Regions from separate parts of the Homo sapiens genome. Here region 2 is linked to region 1. Evidence: chromatin loops called from intact Hi-C (ENCODE). Cell type or tissue: right lobe of liver. All regions are shown on one strand.

The links. A loop is a pair of places that touch in the nucleus more often than their neighbours do. Peaks named below come from ENCODE experiments on the same cell type or tissue, not always from the same donor. Only the 100,000 strongest peaks of a DNase experiment are listed, where the experiment ranks them.
Region 2: it touches region 1 in a loop (6-fold over the local background); 70 of 110 quality-filtered maps call a loop at or near these places.

Annotation. Positions count from the first base shown.
Region 1 is chr19:19,954,611-19,962,610 of GRCh38, reverse strand. It overlaps the pseudogene BNIP3P12. Among named protein-coding and RNA genes, the nearest start is that of ZNF93, 58 kb to the right of the region's middle. RefSeq lists a silencer at 3,117-3,411. In right lobe of liver, a CTCF peak has its summit at 3,222 (motif pointing right); a DNase peak (open chromatin) is centred at 3,240.
Region 2 is chr19:19,534,469-19,542,468 of GRCh38, reverse strand. It overlaps YJEFN3 (YjeF N-terminal domain containing 3), which reads right to left. Exons shown (of 7, transcript NM_198537.4): 4 at 7,325-7,435; 5 at 7,019-7,132; 6 at 6,790-6,940; 7 at 4,888-5,150. The coding sequence ends at 4,945. CILP2 (cartilage intermediate layer protein 2) reads right to left here and starts at 4,204. Exons shown (of 8, transcript NM_153221.2): 1 at 4,056-4,204; 2 at 2,692-2,790; 3 at 1,993-2,265; 4 at 1,223-1,378; 5 at 1-94. The coding sequence starts at 4,119. RefSeq lists enhancers at 995-1,289, 2,204-2,866 and silencers at 1,121-1,390, 3,959-4,328. In right lobe of liver, no CTCF peak of the experiment used is centred here; no DNase peak of the experiment used is centred here; H3K4me3 peaks cover 2,032 bases; H3K27me3 peaks cover 1,773 bases.

The sequences.
Region 1 (8,000 bases):
ACATGGAAAACAGGGCTGCACATGGTGGTGAAGGGGGCCTGCCCCTCCACACCTGTGGGTGTTTCTCACAAGGTGGAGATGAGAGACTGAGAAAAGAAATAAGACACAGAGACAAAGTATAGAGGAAGAAAGGTGGACCCAGGGGACCGGCGCTCAGCATACGGAGGACCCGCACCCGGCACTGGTCTCTAAGTTCCCTCAGTATTTATTGATCACTATCTCTTTCATCTCAGTGAGGGGGATGTGGTACGACTACAGGGTAATGGTGGGGAGAGGGTCAGCAGGAAAACATGTGAGCAAAGGACTTTGTGTCATAAATAAGTTTAAGGAAAGGTGCTGTGCCTTGATGTGCACGTAGGACAGATTTATGTTTGACTTTACACAAACATCTCAGTGTCGTAAAGAGCAGTATTGTCGCCAGCATGTCTCACCTCCAGCCATAAGGTGATTTTCTCCTATCTCAGTAAATAGAATGTATGATCAGGTTTTACACCGAGACATTCCATTCCCAGCGATGAGCAGGAGACAGATACCTTCCTCTTATCTCAACTGCAAAGAGGCCTTCCTCTTTCACTAATCCTCCTCAGCACAGACCCTTTATGGGTGTCGGGCTGGGGGATGGTCAGGTCTTTCCCTTCCCATGAGGCCATATCTCAGGCTGTCTCAGTGGGGGGAAACCTTGGACGATACCCAGGCTTTCTTGGGCATGAGGTCCCTGCGGCTTTCCGCAGTGCATTGTGTCCCTGGGTACGGGAGACTGGAGAATGGCGATGACTTTTACCAAGCATACTGTCTGCAAAGACATTTTTAACAAAGCACATCCTGTACAGCCCTAAATACATTAAATCTTGAGTCAATACAGCACATGTTTCTGCGGGCACAGGGTTGGGGCTGGGGTTACAGATTAACAGTATCTTAAGACAGAAGAATTTTTCTTAGTACAGATCAAAATGGAGTTTCTTATGTCTTCCTTTTTCTACATAGACACAGTAACAGTCTGATCTCTCTTTCTTTCCCCCACATGGTGGCTGACGCCTGTAATCCCAGCACTTTGGGAGGCTGAGGTGGGCGGATCACGAGATCAGGAGATCGAGACCATCCTGGCCAACATGGTGAAACCTTGTTGAAACAGTGATAACAGTGAAACAGTGATAATGGCAGTGTGCAATGGATTGAGATATCTTCCAAGTATTGTTGTCCCCAAACCTCTTTATTCTGAATTAACCATTTGTTTCATTGTCATTGGGGCTTCCAGGTAGAAAGACCATTTGGTACTGACCAAGATTTGGTATACAAGTGAGAAATCCCTCTGCCTTCCTCCTGAATAGCTTGAAGGATGGCTACTAGTTCAGCTAACTCGCTGCTCCCACCCCTTCCTTCATCAGAAATTTTTATGTTTTTAACAGGATTATAAGCCACAGCCTTCCAGCATCAGGTCCCACCAATGTATTTGGCGGATCCGTCTGTAAATCAAGCATGTTTCTGATCCTCTGGGCTTAGTTCTTCAAAGGATTTGCCCCACTGGGTGGGAGTGAGGGGATTTCCTTCCCTACCTGCAGGACTTGCTCCATGATTTCCTGAGCTGGCAGGTTTTGTGCATCCTCATGTAAAAGTGATACCCACTTTGGTTTTGGCTTAGCCTGGTCTTGTATGTACCACGTCCATTTTATGATGCTCCTTCTTGGGCATGCCCTATCTGGTGGGTTTTGGGGGAACTCATGAGCCAAGTCATAATAGGAGTTTCGGGCCTCATAAAGACATCATGGTTGAAGCAGAGGTGTTCTGTTTCCAGCAAAGCCCAATAAGAAGCTAACAATTGCTTCTTGAAAGGGGTATAAGCTTTTCCGGCCTCTGGCAGTTTCTGGGTCCAAAACCTGAAAGGTACCCTCTTCCCACCTTGTTTCTGCCTAAGGCTCCAATTAGCATTTTGATCTAGGACAGTTACTTGCAGTTCTCCTGGCCCATCCTGTATGGGCCATAGATCCAGGGCCAGTTGACCCACTCATTTAGCTTGTTCAGAAGCCATGTTCTCCTTCTTTCCCCAGTGAAAGTCATAGCGTTTTCTAGTGGCTGCATGCAGAGGTTGTAAAATGTTACCCAAGTGGGGAATATGATGTCTCCAGAATCTAAACCAGCCAATAAATGTCTGGGCCTCCTTTTAAGTAGTAGGGTTTGCAAATTCTAATATTTTAGCCTTAGCCTTTTGTAAAATGGACTATATCTCTGCATTCCATAGGATGCCAAGGAATTTTACAGTTTATGCAGGTCCTTGAATTTTACTAAGTTTAATTTCCCATCCTGGAGGTAGGAGCTGGGTTTTTACCTGCTCCAAGCCCCAGCAAACTAGCTCTTCAGTTTTAACCTAACCGAGCCATTCGGACGGCTGCTTTTTTCAGTAATAGGGTGATAGCTTTGAGCCTGATCAGTCAAGATATAGGCCTGGCATTGGGCCAGGGCCAGTCTGGAAATCACACTAGCATTTTTCTTTTCCAACTTAAAATATCTTGTAGCAACCAGCCCCTCTCTTGATACATTAATTTATTAGCAGTAAGCAAACACCATCGACTCCAGGGGATCCCTCAGCATCTCCTTTGCTGACTGGAATCTCCTGCAGCACTTCCCGCACAGTCAAAGGTTTAAATTGCACTAATTTAATTCTCAATTCCCACAAAGGCCAGTTCCCCTTGACCATTCGGTTGCCATGGGGGAGAACTGGTGGAGTTCCCATCCCGATATATGGGAAGTCCCCAAGCCTCCAGCCCTGTCCTTCTGGCCAAAACCTGCACCTTTTGTTTTCAAATCCTGTTTGTGACACCAAAAATGTTCTGGGTGGGAAACATGCAAGAGGAGAAGAAAAGATACACACAATACTTTTAAGGGTAACAAGCCTTATACCACATAAATGGCAATGCAGATATGTGGGTGGCAAGCCACCCAGGTGCCAAGGCAAGAGACTGATGGCACGAGCTGTTCCAGTATAATAAAATATATAAAATAAGAATAGTTATACTAGATATAGATCTTAGATATGATTATATATGAATATCATTAATCATTAGTTTATAGCAATTATTCTTTATTCCAATATTATAGTAATCCTCACTCTACAATCATAACCTAGGAAAAACCAGGCCATACAGAGATAGGAGCTGAGGGGACATAGTGAGAAGTGACCAGAAGACAAGTGTGAGCCTTCTGTTATGCCCAGACAAGGCCACCAGAGGGCTCCTTGGTCTAGCGGGTAACGCCAGCATCTGGGAAGATGCCCGTTGCCGAGCGGACCATGGTCTAGCGGTAAAGTCAGTGTCAAGGAAAAACACCTGCTACTTAGCAGACTGGGAAAGGGAGTCTCCCTTTCCCTGCGGGAGTTTAGAGAAGACTCTACTCCTCCACCTCTTGTGGAGGGCCTGACATCAGTCAGGCCTGCCTGCAGTTGTCTGGAGGCCTAACCGTCTCCCTGTGATGCTGTGCTTCAGTGGTCACGCTCCTAGTCTGCTTTCAGGTTCCATCCTGTACACCTGGCTCTGCCTTTTAGATAACAGTAGCAAATTAGTGAAAGTACTAAAAGTCTCTGATAAGCAGAAATAATGGCATAAGCTGTCTCTCTCTCACCTCTCTCTCTCTGCCTTGGCTGCCAGGCAGGAAAGCGCCCCCTGTCCAAAGGACACGTGATTCTTATGACCTTACCTATCATTGGAGATGGCTCACACTCCTTACCCTGCCCCTTTGTCTTGTATCCAATAAATATCAGTGCAGCCTGGCATTCGGGGCCACTACCGGTCTCTGCATCTTGGTAGTAGTTGTCCCCCGGGCCCAGCTGTCTTTTCTTTTATCTCTTCGTCTTGTGTCTTTATTTCTACACTCTCTCATCTCTGCACACAGGGAGAAAAACCCACCAACCCTATGGGGCTGGACCCTACACAGATATAATAAACAAATGATATAATGGGCAAATGATATAATAGGCAAATCAATATAATAAGCAGATTGATATAATAAGCAAATTGTGATGGGAAGAGGAGAATGGAAAAGAGATATATATATATTTACACTCACCAGGCTATGGAGGATTCACCACCAGACTGGGAAGAAACAACCTGGGCTCCAGAGTCGGCCACTCATCTGTGCACAGAAGAGGAGAGCTCTCATGAATCTTCAGTGCAGTCTGGGACCCTAGCTCTTTTGTAACAAGTTTTTTGGCATGGGGCTTAGTCATGAGGGCCCTTCACGACTGGGCTCAAGGAACACAAAAAGGTCAACTTGTTTTTGTGATTGTCTATTGTTTCTCAATAACGAATGTATAGGAATAGATTGAAATAGAGATTTCTCCTAAACAGCACTGGATGAACCCCTGAATGGGCTCACACAACCTGTGCCAGGACTTGGTGACCATTGTTTGTGTCCACATTCAATTAGTTCAAATTTAATATTCAAATTTGCCTCCACACCAGACTATGGAGACTCACCACCAGACCAGGAAGCAACAGGCTGGGCTCCAGAGTTGGACACCACACTCATCGGACTATGGAGGGTTCACCACCAGACTGGGAAGCAACAGCTTGGGCTCCAGAGTCATCCAGCCATCCGTGCACAGACAAGGAGAGGTCTCACAAAACTTCGGTGCAGTCTGGGATCCTAGCTCTTTTTGTAACGAGTTGTTTGGCATGAGGCCCAGTCACGAGGGCCCTTCACGACTGGGCTCAAGAAACACAAGAAGATCAACTTTTTTTGCGATTGTCTATTGTTTTTCAATAACTAATGTATAGGAATAGATTAAAATAGAGATTTCTCCAAAACAGCGCTGGATGAATGCCTCAAGGGGCTCACACAACCTGTTCCATGACTTGTTGACTATTGTTTGTGTCCATGTTCAATTAAGTTCAAATTTAATATTTAACTTTTCCTCCACAAATTCCCCCATCTTGATTAATTGGCTCTGTCTAGGCAAAGGGCAAGGTGAACTCCTTGGGCCATTACACAACCTCTGCCTCCTGGGTTCAATTGATTCTCCTGCCTCATCCTCCAGAGTAGCTGGGACTACAGGTGTGCACCACCACGCCTGGGTAATTTTTTGTATTTTTGGTAGAGATGGGGTTTCACCATGTTGGCCAGGCTCGTCTCAAACTCCTGACCTCAAGTGATCTGTCCACCTTGGCCTCCCAAAGTGTTGGGATTACAGGCGTGAGTCACCGTGGCTGGCCCTAAATGACTTCTTTCTATCTCCTATAACAGTTTGAAATTACTTAAAGGTTGTTTTGAATTGAAATAATAAAAAGAATATAGGTAAAAACAAAATAGAAAAAATTTAAAAAATTACAAGAGATTACAAAATATATATGTAAATCTTGAGAGGTCAAAAATGACAAATTTGATTTATTTATAAGGTTTATTAAAATTAGCTTTAGTATTCAAAATACACTACTACCAAAGTAAAAGTTGATTTTCTCTTGAACAAAAATTTTATGTATTATTAATATGAAAGCAAAATACTTCTGTTCACCTTTTGAATAAATTCAAAAAGAGAGAGTAAAGAAGAGAGAGAATTTCCCCAAGCTCTGGGGTGGGCTTGGCTCAGCTCAGGGAGGAAACCCTGCCTGAAAAGGCTGCAGCTTAGGTTGTCAGTCTTTCTTCACTCAGCCCAGCATCTGATGACATCTTCTGTCACTCAGGGCCTGAAGGGGCGGAGCCTTAAGCATTATCCAGTCAGGGACGCTGGGCAGGAAATCCTCAAATCAGGCATGAAGCTGAAGCGAACAGGACGACTTCTGGGTTTGGTGGGGCCTTTGTCTCTCGCTGCAGCGGGAGCTCCAGGTCTGGTCTTCACTACTCTGTGTCGTCTGCTCCTAGAGGCCCAGGCTCTGTGTCCCTCTGACCTGCAGGTTTTGGGAGATCCACAGCTAAGACTCCAGGACCCCCTGGAAGCCTAGAAACAGTGACAGTGCCAGTCCGACATCCTGAGAGTGAGGGAGGGGCTAGTTGGAACCGGGGTGATGTGGCTGTGGCGGGACTCAGGCCTCCCCACAGTAATCTCCACAATCTGCGCCCGAGTTCTCCTTGCCCAGCTTGGCCTCAGTCCCCTTCAGCCATAAGACGGCAGCTGTGCTGACAGCCAGAATCCCGGGTGAAGGGGGCCTGCCCCTCTACACCCATGGGTATTTCTCGCAAGGTGGAGATGAGAGACTGAGAAAAGAAATAAGACATGGAGACAAAGTACAGAGGAAGAAAAGTGGGCCCAGTGGATGGCGCTCAGCAAGTGAGGACCTGCGCCCGCGCTGGTCTCTGAGTTCCCTCAGTATTTATTGATCACTATCTTTACTATCTCGGCGAGGGGAATGTGGCATAACTATAGGGTGAATGTGGGGAGAGGGTCAGCAGAAAAACGTAAGCGAAAGACTCTGTGTCATATATAAGTTTAAGGGAAGGTGCTGTGCCTGGATGTGCACGTAGGCTAGATTTATGTTTAACTTTACATAAACATCTCATTGTGGTAAAAAGTAGCAGAGCAGTATTGCCGCCACCATGTCTCGCCTCCAGCCATATGGCAGTTTTCTTCTGTCTCAGAATAGAATGTATGGTCGGTTTTACACCAAGTCATTCCATTCCCAGAGGCATGCAGGAGACAGATGCCTTCCTCTTAACCGCATAGAGGCCTTCCTCTTCACTAATCCTCCTCAGCACAGACCCTTTACTGGTGTTGGGCTTGGGGGCTGTAAGGTCTTTCCCTTCCCATGAGGCCATATCTCAGGCTATCTCAGTCAGTGGAAACCTGTGTAATACCCAGGCTTTCTTGGGCAGGGGTCCCTGCGGCCTTCCGCAGTGCATTGTGTCTCTGGTTAATAGAGAATGGAGAATGGCGATGACTTTCACCAAGCATTCTGCGTGCAATCACATTTTTAACAAAGCACATCCTGCACAGCCCTAGATCCATTAAACCTTGAGTCTACACAGCACATGTTTTTGTGAGCACAGGGTAGGGACGAAAGTTACAGATTAACAGCATCTCAAGGCAGAACAATTTTTCTTACTAGAGATCAAAATGGAGTTTATTTTGTCTTCCTTTTTCTACATAGTCACAGTAACGATCTGATCTCTCTTCCTTTTCCCCACACCTGGGTGTCCTGCCTCTTCCCTGTGCAGCGACTGTGCCCTGGCCTGGAGCCCTGTCTGGGCAGCTCTGCGCCTGCAGTGTGGCGTCTCTCCCAGATTGTGCAGGGACCACGGGAGGGTGGTCAGGGGAGAATCCTGACTCGGGGTGCGGGTCCATGAATGGGAAGAGCTTTGGACCATGGGGTTGACAGTTTCTCTTTTCTCCTATTAAAAATTTATGGGGCGAGCCTAGGTGGCTTACGCCTGTAATCCCAGCATTTTGGGAGGCCAAGGTGGGTGGATCACTTGAGGTAAGGAGTTGTTGGGACAACGAAGTTCCTCTTCAAAGACAACTTCCTGGTCATAAGTTGTAAAAGCTGTAAATCAACCCTATCCCTTCTTCTTTCCCCTTCTCCTTTTCTCGCAAAATCACGAGTTTACCCTATTTGGAAAAAGTTTAAGGGTAAGCCAACCGGGATTGTGCGTCGGATCCCCGGAGGCTCACGCCTGTAATCTCAGCACTCTGAGAGGCTGAGGCGAGTGGATCATGAGTTCAGGAGTTGTAGACCAGCCTGGTCAACATGGTGAAACTGAGTCTCTACTAAAAATACAAAAATTAGCTGGATATGGTGGCAAGCACCTGTAATCCCAGCTACTTAAGAGGCTGAGGCACAACAATTGCTTGAACCCAGGAAACTTAGGTTGCAGTGAGCTGAGATCATGCCATTGCACTTCAGCCCAGTCAACAGAGCAAGACTCCATCTCAAAAAAAAAAAAAAAGTAAGCATCTTAAAATTTCCTTCCCTTATATAAACACTGTGTTTGAGTAATTTCACTGGAATTTTCAAACACTTACTTTCAAAAACAAAGTGAATAACTCTGACATGGAAATTAAAGCTTGAACCTAGTGATTC
Region 2 (8,000 bases), 420 kb after region 1:
GAGACCCTGGCTCCTAGCAGTGGTTGCCCAGATGGGGTGACCACCGAGCCCAGGAGGATGTGGTCCGGGCATTCACAGGTGTCAAGGCTGCACCCTGGGGGGATATGGAGAGGAAGCAGGACAGAGAAACCTTCACACTCCCTCCTGAGGAGGGCTTTCCATTCAATCAGTCACTCAACAAATATGCCTGGGGCCCCCCCATAAGGTGCCTCTCAGAGGCCTCAGCATGGCCCTGCTTGGAGCAGTCCCTAGTGTGAAGGGGAGATGGGCTAAGTGGTCAGGACTGGGCCAGGGCATAGGAACTGGGATCCAGAGACGTAGGGAAGAGGTCCTATAGGAGGGGACAGGAGAGGTAAGTCTCAAAATATGGCACTGCCCTTTCCAGCAGAAGAGAAAATGTCTGGACAGGGGCTGGGGGCCCAGTAAGGGGCTGGATCTTGGGCTGAGAACAACTGCCCCCCTTCCCAATCCTGCGGTTTCTCCATAAAATGGAAAATTCCACTGGAAACTTCAGGGCACAGGCACCGGGAGAGCAGAGCCAGGCGCGATGGGGTGGGGACCCCAACGCCCCATTGGCCACCATGTGCCCCCACCCTGTGACGGGCTCCCCGGAGCAGCCTCCAGGCCGTGTTTGTGGAGCCCAGGCGCTAGCGGAATTTCCAGTCTCCTCCTGGCTTGCCCGGTGTCTGGCCCTGGGAGGGCCTAGGCATCATGTCTGCCAGGCTGTGAGCGGGTGTCTGTGTGGGCGTGGGGGACCGGGGTGGGGGCTGCAAATGCCATGCACGTGTGCACCCTGAGTGCATGAACTGAATTCTGTTTCCCCACGAAGACATCTGTACAGTCTGGAATGCACACAGGGGAAGCACCCCCTCCTATCTGCCCATGTCTGCCTGCACAAGAGCCCCCTGGCATCCACCTGTCCAGATGTGCATAGTTACCAGTGCTCCTTGGGCCCAGGAGGGAAGGAAGGGCTGGTCTCCACCTGGCTCCAGAGTTTGGGTCCTCCAGGCTCCGCCCCCGCACCAGGCCCCGCCCTTCACAGCCCCGTCCACGAGGCCCCGCCCCCAACTAGCTCCTCCCCTCTAGGCATCGCTCAGGAGAAGCACTGCCTCTCTACATCCAGGCACCGCCTCTAACTCCACCCTCTCTCCCAGGCTCAGCCCCTAACCTCCCCTTCCTCCCCTCTGTACAGGTCCCAGCCTCCAGACCCCGCCCCTCCTACCTGGACACCGAGGCCGCACGCACTTCTGCGCCTCCAGAGGACGCCCGGGACACGCATCCCCAGCGGGGCTTGGGCAGTGGCGGCGGCGCAAGCGACGGCCTGGCCCACAGCTCCCCGAGCAGGGACCCCACGGGCCCCACGCGCCCCACGAGGCTTCTGCGGAAGGCAGGGACGGAGATCAGGTGGCCGCCCTCCCCAGGAACTGCGCCTCCGGGTAACCTGGGACTAAAGGACCCTTCTTCCCCAACCCCCTCACATATGTGCATCCAAGGGCGGACACTCCAGAGAGCAGATCTGCCATCGCCCCCACCCATGCTCCCCTAGGCGCGCCTGTCGAAGACATAGTTTAGGTACCGACCCACCTCCCCACCCCCGCATAAGGTCCCGGGGATCAGTCCTGCTTTTCTCCCTGCATCCTGCACGCATTTGGGCTCAAGACACTCCACAGAACTGAGCTCTTACAGATGCTCAAATGAGGGCAGCGGGAGGGAGATGCGTTCCAGGGGGCCGGACATGGGTCCTGACCCGCTGGGCCTCCTGACGGTGCACTTGGGCCCCGCGCTGTTCCCAGCGCCTCTCTTCAAAAGCCCCGCCCTGCCTGGCCCCGCCCCCTGACGTCGTCCTACGCCTAAGGGTCCCCCGGCTCTTCCCAGCCACGCCCACACCCACACGGTCCTGCCCCTCCCAGCCCCACCCACCACGACTCTTCCCGGCGTTCGCCAGCCCCGCCCATTCAAAGCCCCGCCCCCGTCATCCAGCCCCGCCCTCACCTAGTGGGCAGCGGAAGCGCACGTGGTAGTTGGAGCAGCGGCGGCCACGCGGTTGCTCGCGGTTGAGGCACCAGAAGCCGCGCGTGGGGTTCAAGTGCACGCGCTCGCCGACGGCGGACGGCAGGGCCCAGTCCGTGGTGCGCGCTTCCAGCGCCAGCGGTCGCGGGCACACGCGCGCTGGCCCGTAGTAGAAGCGGATGGCAGCCAGGCTCTCGAAGTCGCCGTCGCCTCCGGGGTGGTCCACGTTGAACCAGGACGTCCACTCGCTGGCCTCTGCGGGCACCGCACGCGCTGGGACCAGGGCGGCGGCCTGTAGGCCCCCATGCATGCGTGCAAAGGCCTTACTTGCTGTCTCAGCCCCCTCCCCCGGTGGGCACCGGCTAGCCGAGCGCGCCCACGACCCGAGCCAGCGGCCTGAAACAGGTGCAGGGCAGACTGGGTTCCCCGCGACCCCAGTTCTGCCGCCCAGGGCCTGACCTGGTCCATCCCGGTGCGCTGAGCTCTTGCCTCTGTCTGACCGGCCTCTCACTTAGATCTTGAACTTGGGGCATCACCTCCAGGGGCTGTCATGTCCGGGGACCAGGACGGCGCCGGGCCCTTCGTCTAGTGTGTGCCCTCTCCTCACACGACCCCAGTAGCCCAAGCCCCACCCCCAACAAGCCCGCAGCAGAGACGGGACTCCGAGGCAGGCTAACTCACCTTCCCAGTCCTCCAGGGCTGGTGAGGGCTGGCCGGTGTACACGGACCGTCTTTCCAGGCCCAGTGCAGTCGCCATTGGCTCCTCGGTGGGGGTGGCGTCTGTGGGTGAGGAGTGGGGAGAAGGAAGCACGCTGCTACTGATGGGGACCGCTGGGAGCCTCCTTTTAGGCAAGGTGCAGCCACGATCATCCCCCCCCTTTTTTTTTTTTTTTTTGAGACGGAATCTCCCTCTGTCACCCAGGCTGGAGTGCAGTGGCACGATCTCGGCTCACTGCAGCCTCTGCCTCCTGGGTTCAAGTGATTCTCACACCTCAGCCTCCTGAGTAGCTGGGATTACAGGCACGCTCCACCAGGCCTAGCTAATTTTTATATTTTTAGTAGAGACGGGGTTTCACCATGTTGGCCAGGTTGGTCTCAAACTCCTGACCTCAGGTAGTCCGCCCGCCTCGGCCTCCCAAAGTGCTGGGATTACAGGCGTGAGCCACCGTGCTTGGCCCATGATCCCCATTTTAACAGGAGGGAAAATTGAGGCTCTGAGAGGCCAGAACCCAGCTCTAGCCCCAAGGGCTGCCATACACTCTCCTCCAGCGCGCTGCCCATGACCACCACCAGGCCCCCAAAGCCAGGTACCTCTCTCTGACCTAGCCCTAACCCCCCGGCTGGGGAAGTGCAAGTACCACCCAGTTCCCCTAGGCTAGAGTCTCCCTCCCACTATGTTCAGCTGCCGCGAGATCAATCAAGTTCAGCTGGCTGTGCCTCTGCCCTCAGGCTGGGCTCCCCCTCATCCACTTGGCCTGCTGGAAGCCCCTCCCTTAGTCTGTCTTCCATCCCTGTACTACAGTCCGAGCTGCCGGGAAGTCCTTGGAATCTAGACTGGCTTCTCCAAGATAGGAGCTGTCCAAGATACTCCCAGCAGAGTGATGAGGTCAGACAAGCCCCTTCCTTCTGGGTGCCTCAGTCTCCTCACTTGAGAAGTGGGCCCGTCCCCCGCCCCATTGAGTGTTCCAGGGATGGGCATTTCTTTCTCCAGCGGTTGGAGTGAGTGCGTGTGTGGGAGTTAGGTGGGAGGGGCCAGTTCCGACCCCTTCGGTCCAGGGTGGGAGACCTGGCCGGTGATTCAGAGTCCAAACCCCGGGAGGAACCCTAGGTTCTTATCCACACTCCCGGCTTAGCCAAGGAAGAGAATGGATGAGGCCCGCTCCGCGCCCCAGGTGGTCGCGGGGATCCGACTGGTGAAGGGGACCCAGTCCCCGGGGAAGCGCGTGGGTCCCTGGGTTCTCTCCCCGAGTGCGGCTTCACCCAAGGCCGGCTGCCAGGCCCTCGGGAGCCTCAGGGGCTGGGCGCGGGGGCTGGAGGCGCCTCACCTCGGGCCCCCGCCAGGTGCGCAGCGACGACACAGAGACAGAGCAGTGGCAGCAGCGACGCCATGGCCGGGGCAGAGCGTCCGAGGGAGGGTCCGGGCTCCGCGGCGTGCTCGGGTCCAACTCCGGCGGGTCTGGCGGCCGCTGGGACTGAGAGTGGGGGCGGGATGCGACCGCAGATCCCGCCCTGGCCACGCCCCATTCAGGCCACGCCCCCTGGCCCTGGGTGACGGCGCTCGAGCAACCCCTCTGGGTCGCCCCCCTTGGTGCGTCTGGCTGTGCCTCCGTCCTCAGGCTGTCCTGGGTTCCCCGTGGCCTGCTGGAACTCCCTCCCCGAGCCCACTCAGTCCTCCAAGCTGCATCCCAAGCTGCCTGAGGGAAGTGTCACTTGGAATCCAGCCTCAAGCTGCTCGGACCCGCTTTAGGTGGCTGGAAGTCCTGTCTCGCGTCTCACTTCGATCCTATAGGCTTTAGGCCACCCCAAACAGTCTGGGAGTCCCACCCTGAATCTACCCTCCATTCTTCTGGCTCGAGTTTTCTTTCTTCTTTTTCTTTTAATTTGTAGAGTCGGGATCTTGCTATGTTGCCCAGGCTGGTCCCAAACTCCTGGCCTTAAGCGATCCTCCAGCCTCAGCCTCCCAAAGTGCTGAGATTACAGGCAGGAGCCACCGCCCCCAGCCCTAGCTGAAGTTTTCTAGGCCAGCGGGAAGTCCCACTCCACCGCCCTTCTCATGCTCCCCGCCTTGGATCACCCAGGGACCGTGTGAAGTCCCTCTTCGAGTGTGCCCACCCCCGCAGCGGGCCCGGTGCACAAAGGAGGCGGAGGCGAGGCGGCGGTGGTGGGAGGGCTGTTTATTGGCGAGGGTCCCTGCGGTGTGGCCGCGGGTGGCGGTCACAGTGCCGCGACGCAGTCGGTGCCCGTGTATCCCGGCAGGCGCAGAGCGAACTTGCGGCGCACGTCATCGGGCACGAACCTGCCGGCCACGAAGTGGTGGCGCCCGGAGAAGCGGCCAGCGCAGCGCTTGGGCGCCGCGAGAGACACCAGCACGTCAGGCCGCAGCCCGTCCTCCGAATCGCTGCCGGTCTCTGCGTCCCAGCCTGAGGGAGGAGGGTCCGGGGGGATTGGGAACTGGGAGGGTGGCCTGCCCTCAGCCTAGAGTCCATCCTGTCCCTGCCTCCTCTCCTCTCCCCTCCAACACTGAGCCTCTGCCCTCAGACCAGAGTCCTGCTGCCCCACCCCCACTTCCCCTCCCCCATCAGACCCAGCCTTTTCTCTCTGGCACATGGGTCCTGGTGAGACTTGTCGCCCCCTAGAACTCTGCCTCCGCCCTCAGACAAGTCTCTCCCAGTCCTTGGAGGTGTTTCCCTCCCAATCAGACCAGAGCTTCTGCACTCAGACTTTCTGCTTCTGCTCCTATCCTACTATTCAATCGCCCTCCTCCATCTGACCCAGCCTCTGTCTTCAGTCACCCAGGCTGGAGTGCAATGGTGCAATCTCGGCTCACTGCAACCTCTGCCACACGGGTTCAAGCAATTCTCCTGTCTCAGCCTCCCGAGTAGCTGGGACTACAGGCACACGCCACCATGCCTGGCTAATTTTTGTATATTTAGTAGAGATGGAGTTTCACCATATTGGCCAGGCTGGTCTCGAACTCCTGACCTTGTGATCTGCCCACCTCGGCCTCCCAAAGTGCTAGGATTATGGGTGTGAGCCATTGCGCCCAGCCTGTTTGTTTTTAAGATACAGTCTCTCTCTATTGCCCAGGCTGGAGTGCAGTGGCACGATCTCAGCTCACAGCAACCTCTGCCTCCCGGGTTCAAGCGATTCTCCTGCCTCAGCCTCCCAAGTAACTAGGACTACAGGCGTGCACCACTACACCCAGCAAATGTTTGTATTTTGTAGAGACTGGGTTTCGCCATGTTGGCCAGGCTGGTCTGGAACTCCTGACATCAGGTGACCCGCCCACCTCGACCTCCCAAAGTGCTGGGATTACAGGTGTGACCCCTGCACCCAGCCTCCGTCACCTCTTGAATGAGCCTCCACTTTCAGCCTAGGAGCCTTGCCTTCTCTCCTATCTCTGACTTGATTCTGGGGCCACTCACCAGAAGACACTGGATCCTCCCTCAGACTTTAATCCTTCTCTGACCCTAGCCACCACCCTCAGACTAGAGGTTCCTAACCATCCCCTCTGACCTGACAGAGCCACCCTCTCTGTCCTAGGCTGAGCCTGCAGCCTCCCTACTCAGATCAGACAGCACGCCGCCTCCCTTGGTGCCCCTGCTCTGTGGCACCTGCTGGGATGTCCCTGGGATCCCGAGAGCCAGGGGACATCCCCCGGAGTCCAGCCACCCCCACGGAGGGTCCGGCTGGCCAGCGGCTGTTTGTTCCGTCTGCCTGTCGCCTAATGGTTCCAACAGGCATGGGGCGGCAGCCAGGGCGGGCGCGGCCTTTGCCGAGTGAGCTCACGTCTGCCCAGGCAACTGGGCCAGGGGTGGGCAGAGGGCATGTGGGCTGGGCACTGGGGTGGAGGAAAGAGGAGACCTGGGGTCACCTGGGGTGGCAGCCTCGATCTTCCCCATCAGAGGGATGGGTGTGACCCTTAGCCTCAGCCAAGTGTGGGTCCATCCAAGCTGGGGAGATTGAGGTTCAGACAGGCAGGGGCGACCAGGAGCTGGGGCACAGGGGCCTCCACCCAAGCCCCCCAGGCCCCAATGTGCCCCCCTCTGCCTGGCATGCCTGAGGGGATGTCCAGGCTCACGAGGGGGATGGACAGCAGCTTGAGCGTGGCCAGCGCGCGGGTGCAGGGGCCCCCGACCTCGCCCGGCTCCACGCCGGGGCCCAGTACGGCATCCACCACCAGCCCATAGGCTTCGTTAATGAGCTGCACCTGGGGAAGGCAGGCAGGGTCAGGGTGGCCCAGGGCCACTGCACACCATGTCCCCCTTGCTTGCCACCCAGCGCTGACCTCAGTGGGCAGGTAGCTCAGGAAGGGGATGTCCATCTTCTCGCACTGGGTGGTCAGGTCCCGATGCAGCAGGTCCAGCGAGCGTGTGGGGTAGAAGATGGTGGGTTCATACTCCTGGGGGTGGGAGAAGAGGGGGTCAGACTCCCCTGACCTGGTCACCAGCACCAGACCCTGCCTGGGACAAGCACTGGGCATATTCTATAACCTGGCCCTGCGTCAATGTCCCCCTGGGAAGCTATCAAAAGAAGGCAGTGATTTCTGCAGGGGCAGGGACTTTGGGAGGTCGAAGGGGTCCTTGCTACTTACAAACACCCGCAGGTGCCGGGCACAGACCAGCCCCACTGCCCCGTTCTGCTCCGGGCCACACACGACCAGCACCGTCCTCTGCTTCCGGGAGAGAGCGGGCAACGGGAACGCCTGGTGGTAGGGGACACAGCAAAGGCACAGGCACAGTCCAGATTCCTCCTTGCCTGGAGAGGAAACTGAGGCCCGGAGTAGGGGAAGGGATGGGGCTTGGGCCTGGAGGCAACAGGATAGGACAGGAGGTGAGCTGTTCTGGATGAGGGGTTGGGCCTCTTGGGGCCTCAGTTTCCCCGCTGGAGATGCAGAGGCCCGGTCTCAGGCTCTGCCAGGTCGGTGCAGGAAAAACGTGCATCCAGCCACTGCCCGTCGCCCGGAGTGCGGTTTGTTTATTCTCCGCCTGAGTTGCAGACATTCTTCCACCTTTCTCACCGCGGGCCCACCCCCGCCCATGTTTCCAGACCTCAGCCCCTCCTGGAGGCTGTGGAGTAGGGGAGCCCAACCTTAGCCACGATGCCCTGGGGCCTCTCTGTCTCTCTCTGGCTGTCTCTGTGTCTCTCTGTATCTCTCAGACTCTCCGTGTCTCTGTCTCTCTGTGTGTCTCTGTCTCTCTGTATGTCTCTGGCTCTCTTCATGTCTCTCTCCCCACCTGTCTCTGGCTGTTTCTGTATCTCTCAGACTC